2 separate regions of the Homo sapiens genome follow, and region 2 is linked to region 1. The links are chromatin contacts, found by Hi-C or POLR2A ChIA-PET in ENCODE. All regions are on one chromosome and are shown on one strand. Each heading gives the region's core, a stretch centred on a gene start or an enhancer-like site at or near the end of the contact. The rest is flanking DNA. Distances are from core to core; before and after follow the strand shown. Region 1 overlaps TRIB2 (tribbles pseudokinase 2). Region 2 has its middle 150 kb from the start of MIR3125.

The links. A loop is a pair of places that touch in the nucleus more often than their neighbours do. ChIA-PET counts read pairs that join two places held with the same protein, here RNA polymerase II (POLR2A). Pooled maps may share reads with other maps.
Region 2: a loop to region 1 is called in a pooled map, with 3 times the contacts of the local background. The contact joins two enhancer-like sites. A Hi-C loop is called at or near these places in 4 of 50 pooled maps. POLR2A ChIA-PET finds 5 or more read pairs at or near these places in 3 of 52 experiments (CD4-positive, alpha-beta T cell, CD4-positive, alpha-beta memory T cell and activated CD4-positive, alpha-beta T cell).

What each region holds. Positions count from the first base shown.
Region 1 is chr2:12,732,051-12,736,856 of GRCh38, reverse strand. The region is part of intron 2 of TRIB2 (tribbles pseudokinase 2); the gene reads right to left. Among named protein-coding and RNA genes, the nearest start is that of MIR3125, 2.9 kb to the left of the region's middle. Within about 2 kb of position 2,861, at least 17 of the 41 ENCODE cell types and tissues checked have a DNase peak (open chromatin) inside an H3K27ac peak, as active enhancers do.
Region 2 is chr2:12,881,886-12,886,691 of GRCh38, reverse strand. No RefSeq gene overlaps it. Among named protein-coding and RNA genes, the nearest start is that of MIR3125, 150 kb to the right of the region's middle. Within about 2 kb of position 1,846, at least 10 of the 41 ENCODE cell types and tissues checked have a DNase peak (open chromatin) inside an H3K27ac peak, as active enhancers do.

The DNA.
Region 1 (4,806 bases), core at 1,612-4,111:
ATGGGAGATATCGTACATTTACATTTCATGATTTACTATGTATCATTATGGTGATCATTTTGGGATGATCACCTCACTTCCCACCTCCAAGAGCCCATGGGCATGTGGTTGATGTCATTTTGTACGCAGAGAACAACACTTAAGTTTGCTGCTGTACCTTGAGTACCTAGACGAGTACCTGGCACAGGGCAGATACACAATCCATCAATGACAGGGACTGTCCTGCTGTCGACCCCAGGGGGTGAGCTTCAGTGCGCTCACCGGCAAAGGAACAAGGGCCGGTGCTCTGCCTACCTGGCCAGGGTTTAGTGGCAGTCAATGAGAGCTCTACAGAGGATGGGCTTTGTAAATGACAGCATCAAGGAATCTCCCATAGTGATAAGGGGGTGGGGATATCAGGCATCTGTCAGTAAAGGTGGGAGGGAGATATGACTACAGGGACTTGAATTTCTCCTCGCTCAGTCTTGTCAGGGTGCAGAGCTCACCACCTCAAGCTTTTCGTGCAAGGGACTCTCGACCATCTCCCTCTCCCTCCTTCCCAGCCTGTTTGCTGTTCCTCACATGCCCTGCTTGACCCCAGTCCTTCTGAGGCCTTTGCCACAGTGTCTCCCCACCCGGATTGTGCTTCCCCGACTGTGTCAGCTCACTTTTGTCGCATCTCTGACCAAATCTGAGGCCCTTTTCCATTCCTATCCCCTTCCAGGTCACAATTTTAGATTCTGACTTTCTCCTTCACCTCCTCCTGCCCCCAGGTGTCCCCACATTCAAAGCATCCTAACCCCTCTTTCTGGAAGCCTCAGAAAATGGTTAAGGCCTCCACTCTGTCCACTAACCCTGGCCTTCCCCCAAGCTGGAGTTCACCTTTCACCTTTCCTACCTCAAGATGAGCACCCAGAATCTAGGCCCGATACTTCGTGAATTTGAGAATAAAATGAAAAGACCATCCCACATGCTGCCAAATACCAGCTGCCCCTAAGCTCATGTATCCAACACTACGTGCTCCTTTCCTTCAGAGGCTGAAATTTTAGTGGGGAGGGCCCAGGTCTGCTTGTCACATTTGGTTCGGCACATGCTGCAGAAGGACAACCACAAAAACCAGCCCAGGTCAGAGAGCAAAGCAGTGTCCTGAGGCCACAGAGACCTGGGTTCAAGATCAGGCCTTGAAAATTACAAAGTACCAAACGGCAGATGTCATCTATGTACCTAATGCATGCGAGGCACTTACACATATAGTCTCTTTAAAGTTTAGGAGATCCATTTCCAAGGCAGGTACTATGATTCCTTTTCTCATGGACAATGAGCCTAATGCTCAGAGAGTCTGAGTAGGCTCCTACGGCTGGCAAGGCAAGGCAGTGGCTGGGTGCTCACCTTCCTTAGGCCTGACCCCACCTACTCAAGCAGCTGGCGGAGGAAACCACACCAGGGTTGCTCAGTTCACTAGGCTCCATCAAGGTGCGCTGTACGTGTGCTTCCCCAGTGTCAGGGGACAGCCAATCCTTGGGGCAGGAGCCTGCTCTTTCTCTAGGGGAGAATCTGCATCCCAGGCAGGAGAGGGGCAAAAGAAAAGAGAAGCCGGGAGAAAGGATGGGGAGGAAATGCAGGCTTGCTGGCCTTGGTAGGTCATTCTTTTGACCTTGCTTCCTTCTCAGAACACTGTGAACTTGTTTACAAAACTTCTAGGCAAGGGTCAAGGCAACTGGTCTGGATTACGTCTTTCAACGAGGACCTTTCAGGATGCATACCACGCGAGAGGAATGGAGGGAGGTCTGACAGGCGGGGGTGAGTGTCAGCTCTGGTCACTGTGGACTTGCTGTGTAACTGCAGGGAGGCTGCTGAAGGTCTTTGGGCCTTGGCTCCCTCCTCTGGGAAAGAGGGCTGCCAGTCACGGTCTCAAGAATGTGTATGGGGAGTCCCTGGTGGGGCTCTAGCACATGTCAGAAATGGGAGCAGAAATGAATGAACAGTCTTGCAATGGCTCATGTCCCCTCACAGTCTGGGCATTATGAATTTTCCAGGCAAAGGAGCTGATTTCCATAAAAACCAACAGAAGCATCTGTGGACCTAGTAATTCAAATGTCCCACTAGTCATGCAGGCATGTAAAAGACATTTACCGAGCATTTACTCTGCTTGAGTTCCCCAACTAGGCACTGGGGAGACAGACATGACAAGTAACACCCACCTTCTCAGTTTTTGTGAGAATTAACTGTAATAATGCAAGTACGGTATCTACCGAGGAGCCTAGCATGGTAGATCTGCAAAAAACTGGGGGCAACAATAATGATCGATCTTATTATTAAGAATGAACCTTTGCACCTACCCTCAACCCAAAAGCCTAGTGGAGAAGATAGGTGAGGAAGCACGAAATGCAAGTCCCCAGCATACGGCCGTAGATGTGAATTCTCGTTCCTTCCTGGGTCTTTTGCACTTGTTCCTCCCGCGGGCTGGAATGCTTTTCCCCAGCTCTGTGCCCAGCCCAGTCCCCTCACTTTATTCAGTTCTGACTACAGTAATCAGGATATGCTTCCTGGAAGTGGTGGTACCAGAAACAGTCCGAGAAGAATAAACATTTCCCAAAGAGACAAGGGGTGGAGGGTGGTGGCAATTTTTGTGCCTAAAACGCTGTAAATGACAATGGTTATCTCCAGTAACTTCTCAGGGGAAGAGACATCTCCCTGCCAGCCACCAGCCTGGGGCAGGATTGGTTTGGCCAGAGAAGCTGGATCCCTGCAGGCCTTTTGCAAACTGTGCCTGGCATAGGAAGAGAACAGCCTGCTTTGCTCTCAACCTGCTGAATGAACAAGGCTTACACGTGGGCAGCCTGTGTACTCAATGACGGCCCAGCCCAGTGCCAGGCCTTGTGTCACCGGATCCCGGTGCCAGGTGAGGAAGCCAAAAGCAGCAGGGTGTGGTTCCTCTCCCAGCATCTGTGGAACAGCACAGGTCGGCACTGAAAGCCCCGATTCTCCCCCCACCCCCATCCACTCTCAGCACAGGCTCCAGAGCTCCCTTGCGCCACTAAGTTGAACTACCAGTGTGGCCCCTGGTTCTTTTGGCCTCAGTTTCCCTTCTGTAAAATAAGAACAAATAGCTACAGGGCCTGAAAAGGGCTCGTCTAGCTTCAGAATTCCAGATTTTAAAGTTTCCTTTAATTCTTAAGCTCTAGTGATTACAACACACCATATGATATCCTAATAATAATTATAGTAACAATAATAGAAACTATGTGTGAAGCATCTATAAGATGCTGAGATTACTACAGCTTGCATCCTTATTTCTCAAAACAAAGTAAAAGACAAGTATGATATATGCATGCTACCTAATATATAAGGAAGCTGAGGCACAGGGAATTAAATGCCCTAGGCCATACACAGAGAAACTGAACAAGCTGAGCTCTGAATCTACATCTGGACTCTAACGCCATTGTCCTTTCCAAAATACATTCTGGTACTAAAATCACTGATTTACTTAGGGCCAAAGAAAGAAAAACTTTTAAAGGGAGACCCTGAGATGATGGAGGCAAATCTGGTGCAGTTTATTCAGCACTAGATCTGGTACAAAACCATCCCATTCACAGCTAACTGCTATAGCTCATGAGGTAGATACAGGTGACTAGACCTGCCCATTTACCGGATGAAGAAACTGAGGTAACAGAAAGTAGATGTGACTTGTCCAAGGCCACCTCGCAAGCCAGTGACAGAGCTGGGATTCAAACCCCGGTTTTTAACTCCAAGTTTAGTGCTCAATCCACAAGATCAAAAATAGTATCCACAAGCAAATCATGCCGTATTTTCCAATCTTTAAACAGCACTGTGGGCCCTTGGCAGGAAGAGATCAGGACAGGGTGGGCCAGGGTGGGGCTGAGCTGGGAGTTCAGCCAGACAAAGTGGGCCTGGCAGGGATGGGAAGTCCGGTGGCCTAAGGTCAGTGAAATCCAGAGAAGTCACTGAAGGCCGTCCAGTCAGGCGGTCCAGATAGGCTTAAGGGTCAAGTGAAAAGGTCAGCTGCTGCCAGATCTGACCTTGCCCTGACTGTTACTGAAAAAGTCCTCTGGGCAGCCAGTCCAGCTGTGAAAGCCAGGGTCCCGCCCGGGGCGGCTGCTACCAAGGGCCTGGGAAGGACCACCTGGCACCATTGGCACCATCATGCCGGCCTGGCAGCTGCATTAGAACGTCACAGGCCACTAAACGATGCCAAATAAATTGTCGTTCACTTAATTCTGGTTCATGTATGCACAGACTTTTCCAACAGTCACCTCTGAGAGCCACCTCTGCACCAAGTCTTGGAGAGTCAGTGAACCACCCCAACTCCTACCTCAAATGGCCCACAAATTAGCAGGGAGAGCAACAGGTGAGCCACGGGGGAAGCATCTCAGGGCATCGTGGTGGAGGGAGAGATGTCTATAGGGAGAGAATATGCCTCTTGTGACCTTACAACACCACACAATCTGGAAGGTGGGTGTGCCCACACCGATTTGATGCAGGAGACTACAGCAGCTTAGAGACAGATGAAGGAACTTGCTTGGAAATAGCACAGTTGGGATGGGAAACCCAATCTGACTCAAATACTCAGGGGTTTTCTGCAGTGCCATCTACCCGGCCACGACGGAATCCCTGCCCTGTCCGCATGCAGGTGCACATTCCTGCCCGACTCCCATCCATGGTGCCTGGATGAACAGGGGAGTCTCATTGTACCCGAACACCTTCCCACGCCCCCATGCAGACACCACACAAGCACAGCCTGCAGGCCGCCAGGGCTTCACAGAGGAAGTCCATCCTGTCGCCATAGGAACAGAAAGGGAAACCCAA
Region 2 (4,806 bases), core at 597-3,096, 150 kb before region 1:
TAATGTTAATAAATGCTGTAACAGCTTGCATGACAATCTCTAACTTCGCATGCCTAAAAGTCTCATAAAGATCACAGTATCACATTGCTGCATTCTATTGTCTGGAGAAAGTCATAAGAGCAGACCAACCCCAAGGGATAGAAAATTGTGTCACTGCTTTAAGGGCGCTGCTGCAAACTCACCTTGCAAAGGACATGGATACAAAGAGGAGGAAATTTTTGGCCAACCTTTGCAACCTACCATACATATTTTTGGCACAGGTAGCATTCTACTGTTTGGTTCCTCACCCCCAACCAGGCTGGACTTCTCAGTTAGTATTGTTTGAGAGAGCTATATGTCAGGCCACAGCATAAATGGTTGAGATTTGAAGATGAATGATATAAACCTCCAAATATCTTCAAGGGGTTCACAATATAAGTAAATAATGAGCCAGTTCAGTTCAAATGCATTGAGCAATAGCTCTGTAACATCTGCTCTACCTGGCAATAGAGGGACAGAGAGGAGTGAGACCCCACCTCTCATCTGGAGAAACTCAGAGAAGAAAGGAAAGAAATAAAGAAGGATTTTGCTCTTCTGTAACAAAGCATGTCACAGAAGCCGTTGGCATTTTTGAAGGCTGAGATTTCCTTATTCACACATTGCCTTCTTTAAGAAAAGACACACAGTATATATAGGGTTTGTAGGGAAGAGAGGAAAGCGAGAACATGAGTGTATACTGGAGGACTCCTCTCACTTACCCGCTGATGAAATGGGCTTTCTGTACTGAGCCTCTCCATCTCTGTGCACATGAGAATGTATGGACAGGACATTGGAAGAAGAAATAGTCTGTATCCTGAGATGCTGGGGGCCACTAGGAAATTCAGCAGAACTATCCCGCCCCGCCCCCAGCCTTGATTGTTAGGCCCTTCTGAGGGTCTATAAATAGCACTGTTTATAACAGATATCTATAAATATACCTGTTATAAAATTGCAAACATCAACTTTTGTCTGCCATATATGCTCACATTCATTGATGGTCTGCAGCAGATAATTATTGTAAATTAGGCATTATTGAATTTGAGAACTGCAAAGGAAACACTATTTCTTGAGTTGAACTATGCAAACAATACATCCTTACATCAGGGCACAGAGGCACTGTGGACTGATCATCAGCTCACCCTTCAAGGACACAAAAAGGAACAATCCCTGAGCTTCAATTTCCTCAACTGTAAAGCAAGAGGTGTGAGAGTCAGATTGGAGTCTCTGGGACCTCTCGTCCTTCCCTCAGCTTCTACTTCCCTTTTATTCTACATCATTAGTGAAAATTCCAAATGTCACCTATCAGTGGGACTGTTCCCATCTTTTTAAAAGCCTTTGAAGTCAGGTGTTATGTCAGTATTGCTCATAGTTTGTTAGGAGCATTCATCTAGCATAGTGTTTCGTAGATAGAGAGGGTGAAATAAATCATTAAAGAAGGAATGCATAAATGACTGGAGGTGACAAGCAACACTAGGATGGGAGATGGTGATTTGGCAGGATTCAGACCTTCAGCTGACAGTGTGAATCATGCAAGTCCTGCTTCTTGCCAGCAATGTCCCAATGTCAGCAGAAGACAAACCCGAGCAGTGACATGACTCCCATGACCCATTCCTTCTTGAAATATCAGCCAGGCCACTTCCTCCAATCACATGGGATAGGCGCTGGGGTTGGGCTCCTCTCACATTCTTAGGAATGCAAGCTCTTGTCTTCCCAGGGACCCTCAAATATATGCCACATTGCTAATGTCCTCCAGGGAACGGCTATGGGAACAACCTCGGGCCTTGCAGGAAGGAAGAAGGTTCAGGGAAGGCCGTGACTCACAGTTATTTTAAGCTCAAGTTCTCTCAGTTCAAGCAGAGGTCACACTTCTTTCTTGGAGGCAGAGGAGCCCCAAACCTGGTGTGGGCTTTAATAGAAAGAACCGCCATCTTGGGCTTTTAAGAAGGTGGCCTCTGCCCCTGTTTCCCAGCCCTGACTCCAGTGATGTCCTTGAGCTAGTGTCTTCTCTTCAGTGAATTTTGGTATTTCAATCTTTAAAATTCATCTACTTAAAAATATTAATTAAGAACCTACTACATGCCTGGAATAGTACTGGGTGTTAAAGATAAGGCTGTTAAAAGGAAAAAAAAAATCTGCTCCTAGGAAAAGTTTATTTTAGTGGGAGGAGACAAATAATAAGCAAATAAAAATATAGTATGGCAGGTGATGGTATATGCAGAAACAATAAAGCAGAGTTTGAAAAAGAATGCTGTATGGTGGCTCGTGCCTATAATCCCAGCACTTTGGGAGGCCAAGGCAGGAGGGTCACTTGAGGCCAGGAGTTCCAGACCAACCTTGACAACATAGTAAGACCCTTTCTTTATAAAAATAAAAAATAAAATAGGTGGCGTTAGGGGTAAGGGAAAGACATGCAAGGACTTTGGTGTTTTATATAGTCAGGTCAGGAAACGTTATTGGCATAGTGATGTGAAGGCTGTGAGGGAGTAAGCTAGGGAGATATGCAGAGGGAGGGAGCTAGAATGAGAGGCAGGGGAAGTGCATTCCAGGAAGTACACAGACTCCCAAGGCAGGAGCATGGTGGGGTGTTCAAGGAACAGAAAGCAAGTCAGCAGGCTGGAGAGGGACAAACCAGGAGAGGAGCCCCTGTGAGTCACAGTCAAGATGTGGCATTTTCTTCTGAGTGAGATGGCATGAAAGCCATGGGGGATTTTGGACAGCAGAATATAATAGACTACTGGGTCAAAGCAGAGAGATCAATTAAGAGAAGTAGGCAGATTCAGGTATTTGACAGGATGTGCTCATCAATTTAACATGGAGTTGAGAGAAAGAACAAAATTAAGTTTAACTTCAAGGTTTGGGGCCTGAGCAAATGAACAAAATATATATGAGATGTACTGGAACATTTGCACATATTGTTTTTGAGAAGTCTTTTATAAACTCAAATAGCCATGCTGGAGAGATAGTTGGATATCTAAATCCGGAGAACAGAAGGAAGTCCTTGTCTAGTCATGAAACCTTTCAGAATCAGGATATCTTGCCTGAACCACAACACACAGAAAATGACTTGCGTGACTATTTTCCCAGTTCTCCCAAGTATTATACATAAATTTAGTACCAAATGCATAGAAGTTAATTCTTCCCATGCAATGTGTGCCTTACAGTGATGGTTCTCGAGGTATAGCCCAGTACCCAGCAGCATGACATCACCTGGAACTTAATGAAAATGCAGATGCTTAGGTTCCACCACAAACTTCCTGAATCAGAAACGGGGGGGCAAGAAGTATGTAACCAAGCCCTCCAATTGATTTAGACCCCTGAATTAATGCCTAGGACACTGGTGCTTAATTTCTTTTGGAACCTGAATGAGGAAACCGAGAAACTATAAAATGATGTGATTTGGTTTAGTGATACTCTGTAAAAGTCATTTCATCTACTGTACCTTCTTACAGGGCAAGAGACTTAAATATGTCATGGGCTTTCATGTACGGTACATCTCTAATCAGCTTTGTGCTTCCAAATGTGCACTTTAATGTTGGCTTGTCCAGCCACATTGTCAATGGCAAAGACATAAATTACAACTGAGGTTAGCACTGGAGAAGGTGACTTGAAATATAGTCATAAGTATAATAGTAAAAAGAACTCATAATCTAAATTTTTTTTTAGAACTAATATACTCTATCATGAATTTGTCCATTGGTGAGTACATCCTTGGAGAAGCATGAAACACAGCTTTAAGCCACGAGTCTTGAATATTTTACACTAGTCTACAAATCATTTCCATTCTTAAGGGAATGATTTTAACCGAATCGGAGTATAAAATTCATTCATTCAGTTGGTATACATATGCTATATGCTAAATGCAAGGAAGGAAGGGAGGGAGGGAGGAAGGAAGGAAGGAAGGAAGGAAGGAAAGAAAAAAAAGGGAAGGGAAGGGAAGGAAGGGGAAGGGAGGAGAGGGGAGGGGAGAGGAGGGGAGGGAAGGGAAGAGAAGGGAAGGGGGAGGGAATTATCTAAGTCCCGAATTGCCTTAGTGTGATTAGGTTTAGCAACTAGGCGTTATCAAAGCTCACTGCTGTGTGTTTCAACTCCAGCTTCCACAGATTCTAGCTGTTTTAACCTCCTGCAAAGTGTTTGGCTTCAATAGGTTTTGGTTTGCTTCATCTGACTAATGAGAATAATGATAATATCTACTAACAATGAAGCTAAAACTTTCAGAGGGAACACAGTGAGCCATCATTAAAATGTTACATCTTTATAGGGCCATTTGTCTTGACATTGGTCATATTTGTAATTGCATATACATATTGTACTTTTACAAATGTATCATTCACAGTGGATAGGAACAACTCTAGAGTTTACAATCTTTTTATCAGGCATATCTGGAACAATATCTAGAACTTACTATGCATTCAATAAATAGGTTTCAGATAATGAATACAAGAGTAAACAGGAACCCTGACTTACAGCATAGGACTACAGGACTGGGGAGAGAATCATGCTACAACTGCAGTCGAGGTATGTGCGAAGCGCCATCTGGCTTTGAACTTACTAAAGTGTTTGGATTTTTGAACTGCACCTCTTCAAGAATCTGTTTCCTCTTAATTGGGAGTACCTAAGCCTAAGCCGTATTAGCCAATAGTTCGTAGTTATGCTTTTCACAACTTTCCAAGCGTGTTCATTGAAAATCAGGATGTAACTGAAGAGCACACGAACAGCAACAATTAAGACTTTATGAGTAACAGAAAAGCCAACTAAGAGCGACTCTGACCTAAGGGCCTTTCTTTTTAC